Linked DNA regions of Homo sapiens: region 1 is linked to region 2. Evidence: chromatin loops called from intact Hi-C (ENCODE). Cell type or tissue: ascending aorta. All regions are shown on one strand. Links, peaks and the distances in the headings refer to the core of each region. The heading gives the core; the rest is flanking DNA.

Region 1 (8,447 bases), core at 347-8,346, 280 kb before region 2:
CGCTCCTTGAAGTGCCCTCAGGGCTGTTTGTTTTTGCCTCAGTGGGACCGTCGGGCCAGGGAGGGAGGAGAGCGGGTAGGAAGGCCCGGGCGGGCGGCGGGAAGGGCGACGTCGGCGAAAGCTGGCAGAGGCGAAGCCCAGAAGGTGAGAAAGTCATAACCAAAGAATTAGGTCAGGGAGAGTCAGGACGGCACGGGACCCATCGGGATGACATTGACCTTGGGGCGCAAGAGGTGTCCTCCACCTGTGAGGTGCTGGCGGCCGCTAGTCCGTGCGCCTCGGTCTCAAACGGAACTGACAAAACCCAGCGAAACTGACCAGAAAGGCTGCGGCGACCCCGATCCTTTCCCCTTCCTCCCACCCCACTCACACCTGCACCCCGCCTCGCCTGCCGCAGGAGGACGAAGAGGCAGCCAGACTCCTGGGGTCCACAAGGGCATACTTTCTACCCTGGCGAGCGTTCTTGCTATGGGGTTGGCGGGTGCTCCTCCCCCCCCACCGCCGTTCCTCTCTCCTCCGCCTTTCCCTCTTCTCCCGTCCCTGCTCTCCTCCCTCGCCCTCTGGTTCCCTCCTTGTGTCATCCGCCTCCTCTCCCTCCTCCTGTCCTTCTCTCTCCTTCTGTCTCTTCCTTTCTTTTCTTTCCCCTCCTTTCTTGCTCCCCACGGTGTCACCTCTCCCTCCTTCTCCTCTCTCTCCCATCTCTTTCACTCCTAATCCCCCCCCCGACCTGTGGTGTCCCCCCCATAACTGGCCCCCTTCTTCTCTCCCAGCCCCTTCTTCCCACTGTCCCTCCCTCCCCATCCAGTTCCCCCAGCCCTCTTTGCTGTCTTTCTGCTCCCCTCTCTCCTCTCGTCCCTCTCTCCTGTCTCTTCCCTCGCTTGTTTCTGTCTTCTCTCCCTCTCTTCCCCCCCACCTCTCTCCCAGTCTCCCATTCCTCTCCCCTTCTCTCTTTCCTTCTCTCTCTCCCCCCTCCTTTACTCTCCCCCCACTCTTCTCCCTGCTCTTACTCTCCCCCCACTCCCCACAGGCCAACGTGTGTTATTTTATTTGTCTAGAGAGAGCCTATTTGTTCAGTGATGTGTGGCCTCCTGGTCGCCTGCTTTAATGGGGGACGCGGAGGCTTGGTTTCTGTGAGCATTAGCATACAGCTGCGGGCTCTGCGCCCCTGCCGGCGCTCACTTTATCCCAGCCTTATCATCACTTCTTCTTTCAACCAGAAAACAATCAACAGCTCCTCGCACTCGGCGCTCAGCGACTTTCGAGCCCTGCTCCCTGCTTCTTGGCTAACACTGGCTCACTCGGATGCGCACCCTCTCTCTCTCTCTCTCCCTCCCTCCCTCCCTCCCTCCTCTCTCTCTCTCCCTCTTGAAAGGGTAAATATTGATTGGCTGGCTTTACATTTTATGCTCCATGCCATATTTCCTTCCCTCCCTCACTTCATCGTTGATTTTTCTCTTGCCCTCCTGTGATGTTTGAGTGTAGTAAAACCATAATAAGCCATTTTTGGAAAGGCGGTGGTTACACTCTTTATTAAAAACTGACATCTGTTGGGAGAGCAATTAGAGGCATCAGAAGGCGGGGTTGTTGCATGTGATTTGGGGGAATAAAACTTTGGAAAATTAACTTTGGTATTTTCTGATTAATATTCTTTGCTTAAAACTGTAGAATTCCAAGATCAGGCTTACAGCCCAAGATGTCCCCAGCTCAGCAGCAAGTGCTGAAATATGTAGAGACGCCAAGCATTCAATCCACTTACGGAATTCATGCCTTGTGCAAGCCAAGTCCAAATATTGGTCTGTTTCAAGCCCTTCCTTTTAAAAGCCAGGCTTTATCTTCACCGTTATTTTCCCAAAGCCCTTAGAATAGTCAATTGCAAGTTATAACCAACAACTCTTGAATTCCTCTTTTATTCTTAGGCAACTTGTTCAGTGATAAAGTTTTCAAGTCTGAACAGATATGCTAAGATTCTTAGATTCAGGAAATTATTTAGCATCTATGCTAAATAGCTTGTAAATTACCCACTTTCGAAGTGTGAGATAAGGATTAAAATAATGTCACCCAATATACTTTGTACACTAAAATATATTCTAGATATTTTCAAGTCTGCTGTGATACTTATGGAGCACTAACACTCCTTTTTCAAAAGGCAGCAAAGGAAAACTTACTGTCACATTTATGCATGATTTGGTATTAAGGTTGACATTGTCATTTGGGGTCACTTTTATGTGACTGGAGGCTTTTTAATGCTAATACTTGGTCACAGAAGTCATAACTGTTGATCCTCCGAGATTGTTCTGTTAATCTGCATCCAGGGGTCCCAGGACCTGTCACAGAAACTTACTCCTTTTGCTTATGAGTTTGACCCAGGTCCTTTCAGGGGAATGGGACAGGGGAGGAGAGTTGCTTGAGCTGACTCATTCACCAGCCCCTGAAATATGGTTCCACGTGTGCTGGGTCTGAATTCTGAAGAGTGGACCAGTAGCAATTGTTCCCCATTCAAGTGACACAGTGTGTACCATATGGCCAATGCTGGACCCTCCCCCCAGTGACCCATGCATTTGCGGAAAACGTGCATGTGAAGGAATTAGGAGCATTTATTGCTTGCTTTTGCCTGCCTTGGGAAAATCAAGAGTCCAGTATTCTGGAACAATTTTATTTTGCAGAAATATCAATATCAAATAACTTTGCAGTTCCAACAAGTTGGCAGTTTGCAGCAGAGAGTTTGATAATGTGTACACAGTGCTGTAATGCCAGCTCTGACTTTCCTTCTAATAGTTGTGTATCCCTTATCTTGTGCCAACTTTTGCTCAACATTTACATAAAATACAACACATGAAGAAAAAACTGGAATTGTTCACAAAAACCAGTTTTAAGCCCTGCTGTGAAAAATTGTGTCACACTGTCTACTGAGAGACCCAATAAATGAGCACAATCTTATGTGTTGTTCCCCCTCATTCCTGAATCCATGCAGTTAGTTACTAGTGGGCAATTAATTTGCTTTATTTATAAGAAAAAGGGTTTCTGATCCACATTAGAGTTGACATGTACTAGGGACCCCTTCACCCCGCCCCCCTCAATGCAAAGCAACAGTGCTAAGGATCAAAGAAAATGAACTTTGATGAACTTCCCATTACCACGTTACCACGTTCTAATCTAAAACCTATGTGTGAACCCCTTGAGCACCCAACTTTTCTGTGACTTTATGCTCCTCATCTGCAATTTGAAACAGAAATACAGCCTCCTCCTTTCCAAAGGTCATGTAAGCTTTCCTACACAATCACTGCTTCTTATGTTGGACTGCAGATTTAATTTCTCATCATCTGTTTACTAATTTTCCATTCTGGGCACATTTTCTTTTTTATCACCCACAAGTACTGCTGGGTAAACATGTGAAGAACTAACAAGACTGGCAGCGGAAGTTTCCAGGAAATCAAACAGAATCACACCCAAGGTAAAAACAAGTTTTACACACTATGATCTCATTTTATTGCTGAAATGGATTATTCTGCACAGGAACATGCCTGGGATTTGTAAAGCGAGCCTGCCCCAGAAGAGAGGCACACGGCCGTGTGCCACCTACTGGGATGATAGAAAACTACAGGCATAAGTCAGGGAAGGAAAGGAATGAACAAAACCACCAGGGGCTGGCTTCGCTGTCAAACCAGGCTGCAGAGAACTTTTCTATTTCTACAGAGCGCGTTTCCAGGAACTAAATAAATGAAAACCATAAAGGGGAGACCCTGCCTACAACTAAACGATGCCTGGCCACGCGTACATGGGCAGGTGGTAGCGGTTATAGTGCAGGTAGTCAAGAGTGCTTCTCTCCACCAGGGTTTTGTAGATGGATTCCTCAAAAACTCTTTTGAGGTATTGCCTGGGCTTCTCAGTCGGGTTGATTTCCTCATCTTCTATTTGATGGGCTAACTGCTCTATGGAAGGAAGATCTTCCTCCTGTAAAACACAGTAAGAGGCCAGATACAGAAATTAATTGGACCCTGCACAGTTGTAACGGCAGTTTCATGAGAATGAAAACAACAGTAGTCAGCTCTGCAAGGATGGTCATTTTTTTTCTAGCTTTTGAAAATTTATTTTTAATTGTGGCAAAGTATACACAACATGTCTTATTTTAATAATTTTTAGGTGTACAGTTCAGTGGCATGAAGTACATTCACATTGCTGTGTAACCCTCACCACTGTCCATCTCCAGGACTTTCTCATCTTCGTCAGCTGAAACGCTGTCTCCATTAAACACCAGCTCCGTACCCTCCCATCCTCCAGGCCCTGGAAACCACCTCTGTCTCTATGAATGTGACTACGCAGGCATCTCATATGAGTGGAACCCTGTAGTACTTTTTTTTGTGACTGGCTTATATCACTTAGCATAATGTCCTCAAGAGTCATCCAGGTTAGTCATTTCAAGCCCTTCATTTTCAGATAAAAATCATCTGTAGATCATACTTGTTTTGTTGTTGTTGTTGTTTTGTTTTTTGCTTTTTGAGACGGAATTTCGCTGTTGTTGCCCAGGCTGGAGTGCAATGGCATGATCTCGGCTCACTGCAACCTCCGCCTACCAGGTTCAAACTATTCTCCTGCCTCAGCCTCCCAAGTAGCTGGGACTACAGGCATGGCCCACCATGCCTGGCTAATTTTGTATATTTAGTAGGGACAGGGTCTCTCCATGTTGGTCAGGCTGGTCTTGAACTCCCGACCTCAGGTGATCTGCCCACCTCGGCCTCCCAAAGTGCTGGGATTACAGGCATGAGCCACCACGCCCTGCCTCTGTTTTAAAAATAAAAAAATTTAAAAATAAAAAAAAGGAGTGATTAAACCTTTTTACTTGAAAGGTCCTATATGAAAAGTTTTCTTGCTTATAATTCCCAAGAAGTGGGATTTTAAAACCTTAGAATAAATTCACAATCAAGTCAAATTTTATTGATATATTTAAAAAGGTAGGGCTCAGAAAGAATAAAGTTGTTTGAAGCTGAGAATCTTATGCTGCACATAGGTACAGTGTAGTAGAGATTTTCCTAACATTTCATTATAAAAATTTTCAGAGACAAGTTGAAGAATTGTCCACTGAACACCTGCACACCTGCACCTGGACTCCACAGTTAACATCTGCTATATTTGCTTCACCACTGCATATCTGCCCTCCAGAGCAGGGTACTTCTAGAAAGCACATCCCCCAGGGTTGAGCTGGCTGCTTTCCAAACACTGTGATTCTTGAACATCACCCTAGATCAAGAGTCTGTGGACTCTGATGGTACATTTATTTCAACTTCCAATAATTCCTTCTATTTTGAATAGAAAAGGCAATTCCTTGCAGGGTTTTGTTGGATTATTAACTTACTAGTGATAAGAGCTTATAGATAGGAAAACAGACTCAAGCTATATGGAGGCATAAAGTCATTGCCACTTGGCTAAGCAAGACACAACGGGGTGCTGGAGATTATGCACACATTGGAAAGAGCAGTCAGTGAGGGTTGCAGGAATTCAGATTTAAACTAGAGCAATAAAGGCAGTGATAGGGAAAAAGCAACTGATTCTCACAACTAAGTACTGGGAGGTTCTGAAAACTTTGGGTGCCACCAGTAAGGCCTCGTGGATATATTCTGCAATGTGTATGAGGTTGGCTCTTTCTTCCTTAATTTTTCTGGAGAATTGTATCAAACCAACCAAAAACAATTACCTTACTAAAATTATACAAGATTTTGAGCTCATATTGTATGCTGCTGTTCTGACACTGGGTTAAATAGCGTAAAACCACTTTTAAAGTTTATTTCAGGCAAATATTGCTCTAGATTATAAACAGATTTTTGGGCACTTGCCTCTTGAAGGATGACCTCTCATACTGTGATCATCTTCTTTCACAGTGTGACCACCTCCCCTCACAGTATGACCATTCCCCTCAGTGTGACCACTTCCCCTCAGTGTGACCACCTCCCCTCACAGTATGACCATTCCCCTCAGTGTGACCACTTCCCCTCAGTGTGACCACCTCCCCTCAGTGTGACCACCTCCTCTCAGTGTGACTACCACCCCTCACAGTGTGCCCACCTCCCCTCACAGTGTGACCACCTCCCCTCAGTGTGACCACCTCCCCTCACACTATGACCACCTCTCCTCAGTGTGACCACCTCCCCTCACACTGTGACCACCTCCCCTCACACTATGACCACCTCCCCTCACACTATGACCACCTCCCCTCAGTGTGACCACCTTCCCTCAGTGTGACCACCTCCCCTCAGTGTGACCACCTCCCCTCACACTATGACCACCTCCCCTCAGTGTGACCACCTCCCCTCACACTGTGACCACCTCCCCTCACACTGTGACCACCTCCCCTCAGTATGACCACCTCCCCGCACACTGTGACCACCTCCCCTCAGTGTGACCACCTCCCCTCACACTGTGACCACCTCCCCTCAGTGTGACCACCTCCCCTCACACTATGACCACCTCCCCTCAGTGTGACCACTTCCCCTCACAGTATGACCACCTCCCCTCAGTGTGACCACTTCCCCTCAGTGTGACCACCTCCTCTCAGTGTGACTACCACCCTTCACAGTGTGACTACCTCCACTCGCAGTATGACCCCCTCCCCTCAGTGTGACTACCTCCTCACTCACAGTATGACCACCTCCCCTCAGTGTGACCACCTCCCCTCAGTGTGACCACCTCCCCTCAGTATGACCACCTCCCCGCACACTGTGACCACCTCCCCTCAGTGTGACCACCTCCCCTCACACTGTGACCACCTCCCCTCAGTGTGACCACCTCCCCTCACACTATGACCACCTCCCCTCAGTGTGACCACTTCCCCTCACAGTATGACCACCTCCCCTCAGTGTGACCACTTCCCCTCAGTGTGACCACCTCCTCTCAGTGTGACTACCACCCTTCACAGTGTGACTACCTCCACTCGCAGTATGACCCCCTCCCCTCAGTGTGACTACCTCCTCACTCACAGTATGACCACCTCCCCTCAGTGTGACCACCTCCCCTCAGTGTGACCACTTCCCCTCAGTGTGACTACCTCCTCACTCACAGTATGACCACCTCCCCTCAGTGTGACCACCTCCTCTCAGTGTGACCACTTCCCCTCAGTGTGACCACCTCCTCTCAGTGTGACCACCTCCCCTCACAGTGTGACCACCTCCCCTCACAGTGTGACCACCTCCCCAGTGTGACCACCTCCCCTCACACTATGACCACCTCCCCTCAGTGTGACCACCTCCCCTCAGTGTGACCACTTCCCCTCAGTGTGACCACCTCCTCTCAGTGTGACCACCTCCCCTCACAGTGTGACCACCTCCCCAGTGTGACCACCTCCCCTCACACTATGACCACCTCCCCTCAGTGTGACCACCTCCCCTCAGTGTGACCACTTCCCCTCAGTGTGACCACCTCCTCTCAGTGTGACCACCTCCCCTCACAGTGTGACCACCTCCCCAGTGTGACCACCTCCCCTCACACTATGACCACCTCCCCTCAGTGTGACCACTTCCCCTCAGTGTGACCACCTCCTCTCAGTGTGACCACCTCCCCTCACAGTGTGACCACCTCCCCAGTGTGACCACCTCCCCTCACACTATGACCACCTCCCCTCAGTGTGACCACCTCCCCTCACACTGTGACCACCTCCCCTCAGTGTGACCATCTCCCCTCACACTGTGACCACCTCCCCTCAGTGTGACCACCTCCCCTCACACTGTGACCACCTCCCCTCAGTGTGACCACCTCCCCTCAGTGTGACCACCTCCCCTCACACTATGACCACCTCCCCTCAGTGTGACCACTTCCCCTCACAGTATGACCACCTCCCCTCAGTGTGACCACTTCCCCTCAGTGTGACCACCTCCTCTCAGTGTGACTACCACCCTTCACAGTGTGACTACCTCCACTCGCAGTATGACCCCTCCCCTCAGTGTGACTAGCTCCTCACTCACAGTATGACCACCTCCCCTCAGTGTGACCACCCCCCCTCAGTGTGACCACTTCCCCTCAGTGTGACCACCTCCTCTCAGTGTGACTACCTCCCCTCAGTGTGACCACCTCCCCTCACAGTGTGACCATCTCTGCTCACAGTGTCACTACCTCCCCTCAGTGTGACCACCTCCCCTGTGTGGTCACCTCCCCTCTCACAGTGTGACCACCTCCCCTCACAGTGTGACGTCCCCTCACAGTGTGATCACCTCCCCTTACAGTGTGACCATCTCTGCTCACAGTGTCACTACCTCCCCTCAGTGTGACCACCTCCCCTCACAGTGTGACCACCTCCCCTCACAGTGTGACTACCTCCCCTCAGTGTGACCACCTCCCCTCACAGTGTGACCATCTCTGCTCACAGTGTCACTACCTCCCCTCAGTGTGACCACCTCCCCTCACAGTGTGACCATCTCTGCTCATAGTGTCACTACCTCCCCTCAGTGTGACCTCCCCTCACA
Region 2 (8,447 bases), core at 291-8,290:
AGAAACCAAAAAGAACTGAAGAATTTCTACAGTCAGTGGGTGGAATAAGAGAGTTTCTTACTACAGAAGCTTGAATCACTGCACTCACTTCCCATTGACTACTGTAAGGAGAAACTCTGTCATTCCATCCACCATCACTAATCTTCTTAAAACCCTGCTTTCTTCATCTTACTTTAAAACTTTTACATGCAGCCATAAGAAATAATGAAATCATGTCCTTTGCAGCAACATGGTTGCAGCTGAAGGTCATTACCCTAAGTGAATTAATGCAGGAACAAAAAAACAAATACTGCATGTTTTCACTTATAAGTAGGAGCTAAACAATGGGCACTCAGGGACATAAAGATGGTAACGATAGACACTGGGGACTTCTAGGGAGGGGAGAGAAGGAGCAGGGTATGGGTTGAAAAACTGTTGAGTACTATGCTCAGTACCTGGGTGATGGGATCAATTGTACCCCAAATCTCAGCATCATGCAATATACCCGGGTAACAAACCTGCACATGTACCCCCTAAATCTAAAATAAAAATTGAAATTATTTTTTTAAAACTCCACTTTTGCAAGCTCCCCACTGTTTCTGGGATGGGCACAAAATTCTTTGCCTGCATCTTTCCACCCTAGTCACCAATAATGATACAAGTTGATTTACTTATTGTCTCTAGAAGGAGACTTCACCATCTTCCCTCCTTCCCACCTCTATTTCTAGCCAGTGCTCTGATCCCCTTGCCTATCCCCAATTCCAGCATCCTCCAAAGCTCATCTCCACCCTACACCCTCCGGTGACTCTTCTCTCCCAACTTCCCTTCCCAGGAACCCAATGATGGGATCATCACTGGATATATATTGTCCAGTTCTGGTGCTAATTCTTACGGCCAAGGTGTGGCATCTTCCCAACCACGGAAAATGCTCTTTAGGGACACAGAAGGAATTCTGTAGCAGTTCTTTAGCATGTAACCCAGCAGCAATAGCCAACGTGAACTGGGCCCTTACCTTGTGCTGAGACCTTGCCAAGGGTCCCATTTACACTGACAGCAGTGAAGGGCAGAATTTTTATGCCCAAGGGGCAGCGTCTGGGCAGTCTGAACCTATGGTCCCATGCTGGTGGCATCACAGCCCCTCTACTTAGCCTTCTGACTCTACTGACTAAGAAACCGGCAAAGTCCATAAAAAATGATGAGTTCATGTCCTTTGTAGGGACATGGATGAAGCTGGAAACCATCATTCTCAGCAAACTATCTCAAGGACAAAAAAACCAAACACTGCATGTTCTCACTCATAGGTGGGAATTGAACAATGAGAACACATGGACACAGGAAGGGGAACATCACACTCCAGGGACTGTTGTGGGGTGGGGGGAGGGGGGAGGGATAGCATTAGGAGATATACCTAATACTAAATGATGAGTTAATGGGTGCAGCACACCAGTATGGCACATGTACACACATGTAACAAACCTGCACATTGTGCACATGTACCCTAAAACTTAAAGTATAATAATAATAAAATTTGAAAGAAAAAAAAAAAAGAAACTGGCAAAGTCACTTCAATGCTAAGACTTGGTTTTCTCATGTACAAAAAACAGGTAGGGACAAGAATAGCTGCAAGACACAGATGACGCACTAAAGCCTGCTCTCTGGGGCACACTAAGTCCTTAGCAAGTGTTTGTTCTCCACGTGAGCCCTCAGAACCTTGGCAGAAAAAGCCTAGAACATTCCAGGAACAACTCACTTCCCCACTTAACCTGCCAAAAGGGCATTGCTAATAAGAGGTGGTGGCTTTTCTCTGTAAAAAAGAGTCCTTGATGATATTGGCTAAGAATAATTTGTAAAAAATTCTAGGAGAGAGTAGTCAACAAATCCATTTTCAAACGTTTTGCCAAAAATAAAAGGTTGCATCAATATTTATTAACAGACATTTTAAATAATGGAAAAATAATTCAATAACCTAATCATTTAAGTGAATGAAGACAGCAATCACACACAATCAACTGTGCACCATAGGCTTTTAAATATACGATGGACACAGAAATATTACTCTGTAGCTATAAACATCAGGAATAAAGGTTCCGAAAGACCCAGAGCCCTAGGCCTGCTCATGAACCTCAGCAGCCCGTTAACAAAGTTATCCATAATCATACCTCAACACGAATTCTTCTGGGAAAAATAGAAAAACATCCAAATCTTGGAGTTCTGAAGAGGCTCTCTCTTAAGCCCTTTCCCAAAATGGATAAAGAGGAACTTGTTCTGCTAAATGCATTCCTTGGGGTAATTGATAATTTATGATCTTGCATCAGCCCGAGTGCTAATGATAAAGTATGACATCAGCCTCACATAGTCTCAAATGGCATATGACAAAGTCCAGCCCCACAGAAACAAAACACCCCAGCTATGGAAAACAACTCATGCAGTCAAATGTTTCAACGTGACTGTTCTGAGGCAATGAGCGCTGCCTGTCAAAGTCAGGATGCAAGGAGAGCCACTGTGAATTTGGCACCGCAGCGTCACATGCCCTGGCACTGACAGGCCGCACAGTGTTCCAGTGGCGATGAAGATGCGGAGTTTATAGATCAGCACAGAGTGCAACGGAAATAGTACAATTCTCTGAGCGAAAAGCAAAGTTACTTTATATCTTCCATTCTGAATGTGTCTTGGAGGGGGCAGCAATGTGCTTGTTAACGTCATCAATTATACAATATTTTATTTTAACTTCCCTGGAGGAAACAAAAGGTCCACCTCATAAACACTTATCAATCTCTCAGACACCCAGATTTCCATCAGACTCTGAAAACTGTGCCATGTGAAATGGAGTTGAACACACACCTTAAGGAAATCAACCCCCTTTCAGGACACCCTACTTGGGAAATGGGTGTCTTCTAAGTCCACAGCTAGAAATGAGCCGGTAGCTCTCACTGGCTTCCTGGAAGGTGGGGAGAAGTGAGGACAAACTCCCTCAGCACTTCCACCAGTCGGTTAGCTGAGCTTGCTAGGAGCACCGCGACATCCAGAACATGCAGAACTCTCCCTCGCAGCCTGATGGGTCTCTGGGTGACACGCAGATCCTGACATTGCTTCATCACCTCCACAGCCTGGCTGCTGCACTACATGATTACGGCCCCAGAGGAAAACCTGCAGGCCTGCTTCCCTCGAGTCTGAGAGGTGTGCATCACTTCCCTGCCAGCACAGAAACCACTGCAAATGCACAGATGGAAAACTCACACTTAAGGACTGGAGTGACAGCAGCAGCAGCAGCAGCAGCAGCAGCAGCAGCAGCAGGCCACCTCCGCATCCAGAATCCTGGCACAGCCTCCTCATTCCTGTCTGATGATATTCTCCATATCCAGAGAGGATTTGTATTTAAAGCTGGACTTTAAAATGTACAGTTGTAAAATGTACAACTGAATGTTGTCACTTCAAACACCATAAATATATTTCTTCAAACCTGTGTGTGTGTGTATTTTAAGAAACCAGTGAATTAAGAAAACAAGTCATAGAAAATCTAATTTAGTGGTAGTGATAGAGAATGCAGTGTGTTCTAGTTAAGCCAACTTTTTACCATGAACACCATCTCAACATGGGGTAGGAGAACCTAAGATCGGCGTCAACTAGATTTTTCTTTCACTTCAGGTATGCAAAACCAAGCACCCTTTTTCTTTTCAAGATCTCTTGTGACCTCTAGTGGTCTTCTTTAAGAAAATCAAATCTATCATTTCTAAACTCCATATAGTATTCCACTGTAGAACTTCCAAATGGGTTTTGGAGTCATTTAGCTTCTAGTCCTTGGAAAATGTCATGATTTTAAAAATTATGAAGGGTTTTAAGCTCAAATTTGTCATGTGCTTTTCAAAGCACATCTGATCTAAACGTCCATCCTGGGCTAGTATGGCTCCAGCTGGACTTGGCTCCACCATAGACTTGGTGGTCACTTACCAGTCTTATTCATGAAGATTGTTGGGGGAAATCTGTAATTGCCCTATCCCTTCTTTTGGAATGCTTTAGGATATTCATAATTATTCATATGAAATTGCTCAGAAGTCAAGTTTAAGTGGATTTCTAAAAAGCATGACATGGGACTATCAAATGTTTCATTAAAATGATTGCCTTAAGAGTTAAAAGTTTGTAATTACAAACCACCCATCTTAAATCTTAAAGAATGTTTTTTTCATCTATTTTATTTCTTTTAATTTCAATAGTTTTGGGAATACAGGTGGTTTTTAGTCAAATGGATGAGTTCCTTAGTAGTGAATTCTGAGATTTTAGTGCACCCATCACCTGAGCAGTGTACACTGTACCCAATAGGTTGGATTTTATTCCTCACCCCCTCCGAACCTCCCCCTCCCCAGCCCCCACGGTCCACTATGTCACTCTGTATGCCTTTGTGTCCTCATAGCTTAGCTCCCACTTACAAGTGAGAACATACGGTATTTGGTTTTCCATTCCTGAGTTACTTCACTTAGAATAATGGCCTCCAGCTTCATCCAAGGTGCAACAAAAGACATTATTTTGTTCATTTTTATGGCTGAGTAGTATTCCACGGTGTATGAATATCACATTTCCTTTAACCACTCATTGGTCGATGGGCACTTAGGTTGGTTCCATATCCTTGCAATTGTAAATTGTGCTGCTATAAACGTGTGTATACATGTATCTTTTTCATATAATAACTTATTTTCCTTTGTGTAGATTCCCAGTAGTGGGATTGCTGGATTGAGTGGTAGCTCTACTTTTAGTTCTTTAAGGAATCTCCACACTGTTTTCCATAGTGGTTGTACTAGTTTACATTCCCACCAGCAGCGTAAAAGTGTTCTTTTTCACCACATCCATGCCAACATCTGCTGTTTTTTGACTTTTAAATTATGGCCATCCTTGCAGGAGTAAGGTAGTAGTATCTCACTGTGGTTTAATTTGCATTTCCCTGATGATTAGAGATTTTTCATCTATTTTAAAAAGCAACAAGGTTGAGCCAATTTAATCAACCATTGTTATCAACAAAGAAGCAATACTCCACTAAGGAAACCAGTTATTTCACAACATTGTTTGAAAGCACATAATCCTTTCCTTGGCCAAGTCTCCTCCCAGCCCCAGGAGGACTTGAAAAAGACAGGTTTTCCCCCAGAAAAAGAGCATGCCAGTAGTTTCTAAATCTGAACACATCTCAAATCCACCATGGATGATTAATTAAGCCCACTGTAGATTTTAGAGGTGTGTCCAGAAGTAGCTATGCTTTATTTCAGATAGTATGAAAAGTACAGAACAGTAACTTCACTAATTACTGTCTAAGTAGATGGGCAGATTACAGCATAATTTTCCACATGGGTAAATCAAAGAAACAGGACAGGGGATTACAGTGTTAATTCATTGGTTTTGAATGTGTCACTAGCCAAATGGCTGAAGGATAATTACATCCCCAAACCCTTCACTGGTTCAGTGTCTTACGAATTGTGTTCTTCACCATTAACTATCAGTGCAAGTAACTATCGTTGAAACGGATGTCAAAAAATACATGTGAGGGAAATAAGAGAAAGGAGGCAACCTAAGAGGCACACAGCCACGCCCATTTGATGTTCTGTAAAGTCTCCATTTTTCTAGCGTTGTTAAGGAGGGAGGTAGTCCACACAACTGCAATCTCCAGATACATGAAATTCTGTGCCTGCAAGTATCAAAACTCGAATCTGAACATGTGGATAGAGGGCTTTCTAAAATGTGCCACACTCTCTACCTTCTGCAGGCAAAGGCACTGACTGCCATACTGTCACCATTTCCACACGAATTCACTACTGTCCACTTATCTTCTAATAAACATCCCTTCCTCACTGCAAAGTACCCACTGTCACCTCTTTGCTATCATTCCTCTTGTGTTTTGCTTCTTTCAGATTTTCTATGGGCACATCAGGGGCTGTATGTGCAAGACCTCAGGTTAAGGTATCCAGGTTTATTTCAAGTTTTGTGAACCTTGTCCACTGAAGGTTATAGTCCATAGCACTCAAGTTTTCAAGAGAAAAATGGAAGAAAAGAAGGAAGGGGTGTAGGAAAGGAGGCAGAAAGGGAGACCAAACCATAACCATCTGTTACCAAATGCTTACTGGGAGCCTGGCACTGGGCTGAGCACATCCCACATCTTTTCTCCTGCACCCTGCATCCTGAGTGACAAGTAGGCTATTAGCGAGTAAATTAACAGACAATACCTTACTAAAAAGTGAAAGGAATAGGGAATTTTTGAATGGGCTGCTTCTATACATGTCATTTTCAGTGTTGGATTTATATACAAGTTTTCTATTACAATAATCCCTTGCTGAATAACTAAGTTGAAAGTCCTTAATTAAGCCCTACATACCTCCAGAAAATGATAATTCCCAAGATACAAATCGGGTATCCTGACTAAAACTTAAGAAAATACTTTTAGAAATTTGCCTTTGTCAGTTGTAAGTAACTCATATCTATCCCCTGCCCAATCCTTTGGAATTGTCTAGAATTGCCTACTTTGTAGGAACATGTTTAATCATCTGGTAGGATGATAGCTTAACTGGAAGTTACTTTAAATTCAAGTATTTTATTCATTTAAAATGGAACCTGTAAAATGGCACTCAAACTCTCACAGATTTAGACAAATGCAATTTAAAGCAACAAAATACTATTTTGGTCTAACAGGGAACCTTTTTTCTTTTCTTTTTTTTTTTGAGATGGAGTCTTGCTCTGTCGCCAGGCTGGAGTACAATGGCACAATCTCGGATCACTGCAACCTCCGCCTCCCAGGTTCAAGAGATTCTCCTGCCTCAGCCTCCCGAGTAGCTGGGACTACAGATGCATGCCACCACGCCCAGTTAATTTTTGTATTTTTAGAAGAGACGGGGTTTCACCATGTTGGCCAAGATGGTCTCAATCTCTTGACCTCGTGATCTGCCTGCCTCAGCCTCCCAAAGTGCTGGGATTACAGGTGTGAACCACTGTGCCCGGCCAGGAAACAGTTTTAATAACTGAAAATACTCAGCACTGATGAAGATGTAAGGAAACAACTCTATTTGGTCAGAATATAAATGGATATGATATTTACGTTGAATAATTTGGTGGCATCTATTTTTAAATCTTAGAATTTGCAAACATCTGGGTATTTCCTACACCAAATTCCACATTTAGTTATCTGTTGTACACTACTATATATGAATGCTGGATGATATATGTACAATGCTGTTTACTACAGTATTATTTTTTATAGAAAAAGTGGTAAATTTTTTACAGGAAACAACTTAAATTAAATTTCCATAAATAAGCAAGAGCTAAATGAATTGTATTAGAGCTACATGATGGTTAGGCCATCATGGACCAGGCACCATCAGAAAAGAAAGAAATTGATCTCTAAAGATGATAAATGATGAGATGCTATGTTAAGTGAAAAATATAATTAACAGAACATATGATCATGGAGATATATATAGGTATATATGTAGAGAGAGTGCATGTATGCCACTATACTTGTGTGTGTATAGTTACATACACAGAAAAATGAAAGAATAACTTTTACTTTTAAGTTTTATGATTTGAAACTAGAATTCATTTTATTAAATAAACCCATCTCCCCAAAAAATTAGTAAATGGCATAAAAAATGAGAGATTTTAAAATGAATATAAAAGTGTAACAATTGTTACACTACTTACAAGATCCTAAGTAATTAATTTGTGGAGATTCTTGTAATTTAAAAACTGAAGGTAATATTTCTTTAAAAAATATAATTTCCTGAAGGACAGGAGGGTCTATTTGCCTCCCCTGACACTAACAAGAGACACTTTATAAATCAGGAATAAAAATTTGAAAGACATGAGAGAACCAATTAAAAATGTCATTTCATACACAAAATTCCATTTCTTCAGACTGCCTTTGGCTTGCATTAGTATTTGTATCATTATCAAAGGGTTTTATAAAGAGAGGATTATTTAGCTATTAATAAAAAGAAAGTAATGAAAGATCATTTTATATGAGGAATTTTCTTCTCTCAAACTAAATTAGGTAGATAATATGTATCTGAAGTTCATCTGCTTCTTGGTGAACTTCGTTAAGAGACATGCTGCCCCGCTCTCAGAATGCAAATAAAATGCTCCACGTGGATAGGAAAAACGGGATCACATTACACTGTTTGCATAATGTTCAGCATCTGCAGGTAGGTTTCTGGCCTCCCTCTCTCTGCTTCCCTTCAACACAAAACTTCTCTGAAGAGCAGTGACTTTCTCCAGCAAAAAGGAAAAAAAAAATAGCACTGACTACTCCTTTGCTTTCATTTCCTTACCTCCCATTTATTCCGCTCACTGCAATTTGGCCTCTCCTGTGAAACTCTGCCCTTCAAGGAGTGACAAGACCACACCCCAAACCAAGAGTTCAGAAGTAGGGCACTGGTTACTGAGTGGCAAGGTTGGCACAGAGGAGTCAAAGGGATGAGCTTGAGAGAAAACTGAGGACT

Evidence for each region. A loop is a pair of places that touch in the nucleus more often than their neighbours do. Peaks named below come from ENCODE experiments on the same cell type or tissue, not always from the same donor. Only the 100,000 strongest peaks of a DNase experiment are listed, where the experiment ranks them.
Region 1: a loop joins it to region 2, with 2.6 times the contacts of the local background. A loop is called at or near these places in 19 of 110 quality-filtered maps.

The regions. Positions count from the first base shown.
Region 1 is chr20:20,355,714-20,364,160 of GRCh38, reverse strand. It overlaps CFAP61 (cilia and flagella associated protein 61), which reads right to left. Exons shown (of 27, transcript NM_015585.4): 27 at 3,463-3,951. The coding sequence ends at 3,751. Among named protein-coding and RNA genes, the nearest start is that of INSM1, 8.2 kb to the left of the region's middle. RefSeq lists a silencer at 3,422-3,716 and an enhancer at 3,422-3,716. In ascending aorta, for the core only: a CTCF peak has its summit at 3,583 (motif pointing left); no DNase peak of the experiment used is centred there; H3K27me3 peaks cover 310 bases.
Region 2 is chr20:20,079,228-20,087,674 of GRCh38, reverse strand. All of the region lies in intron 6 of CFAP61 (cilia and flagella associated protein 61), which reads right to left. Among named protein-coding and RNA genes, the nearest start is that of CFAP61, 31 kb to the right of the region's middle. In ascending aorta, for the core only: a CTCF peak has its summit at 3,681 (motif pointing left); DNase peaks (open chromatin) are centred at 1,654, 2,434 and 2,994; H3K27ac peaks cover 2,765 bases.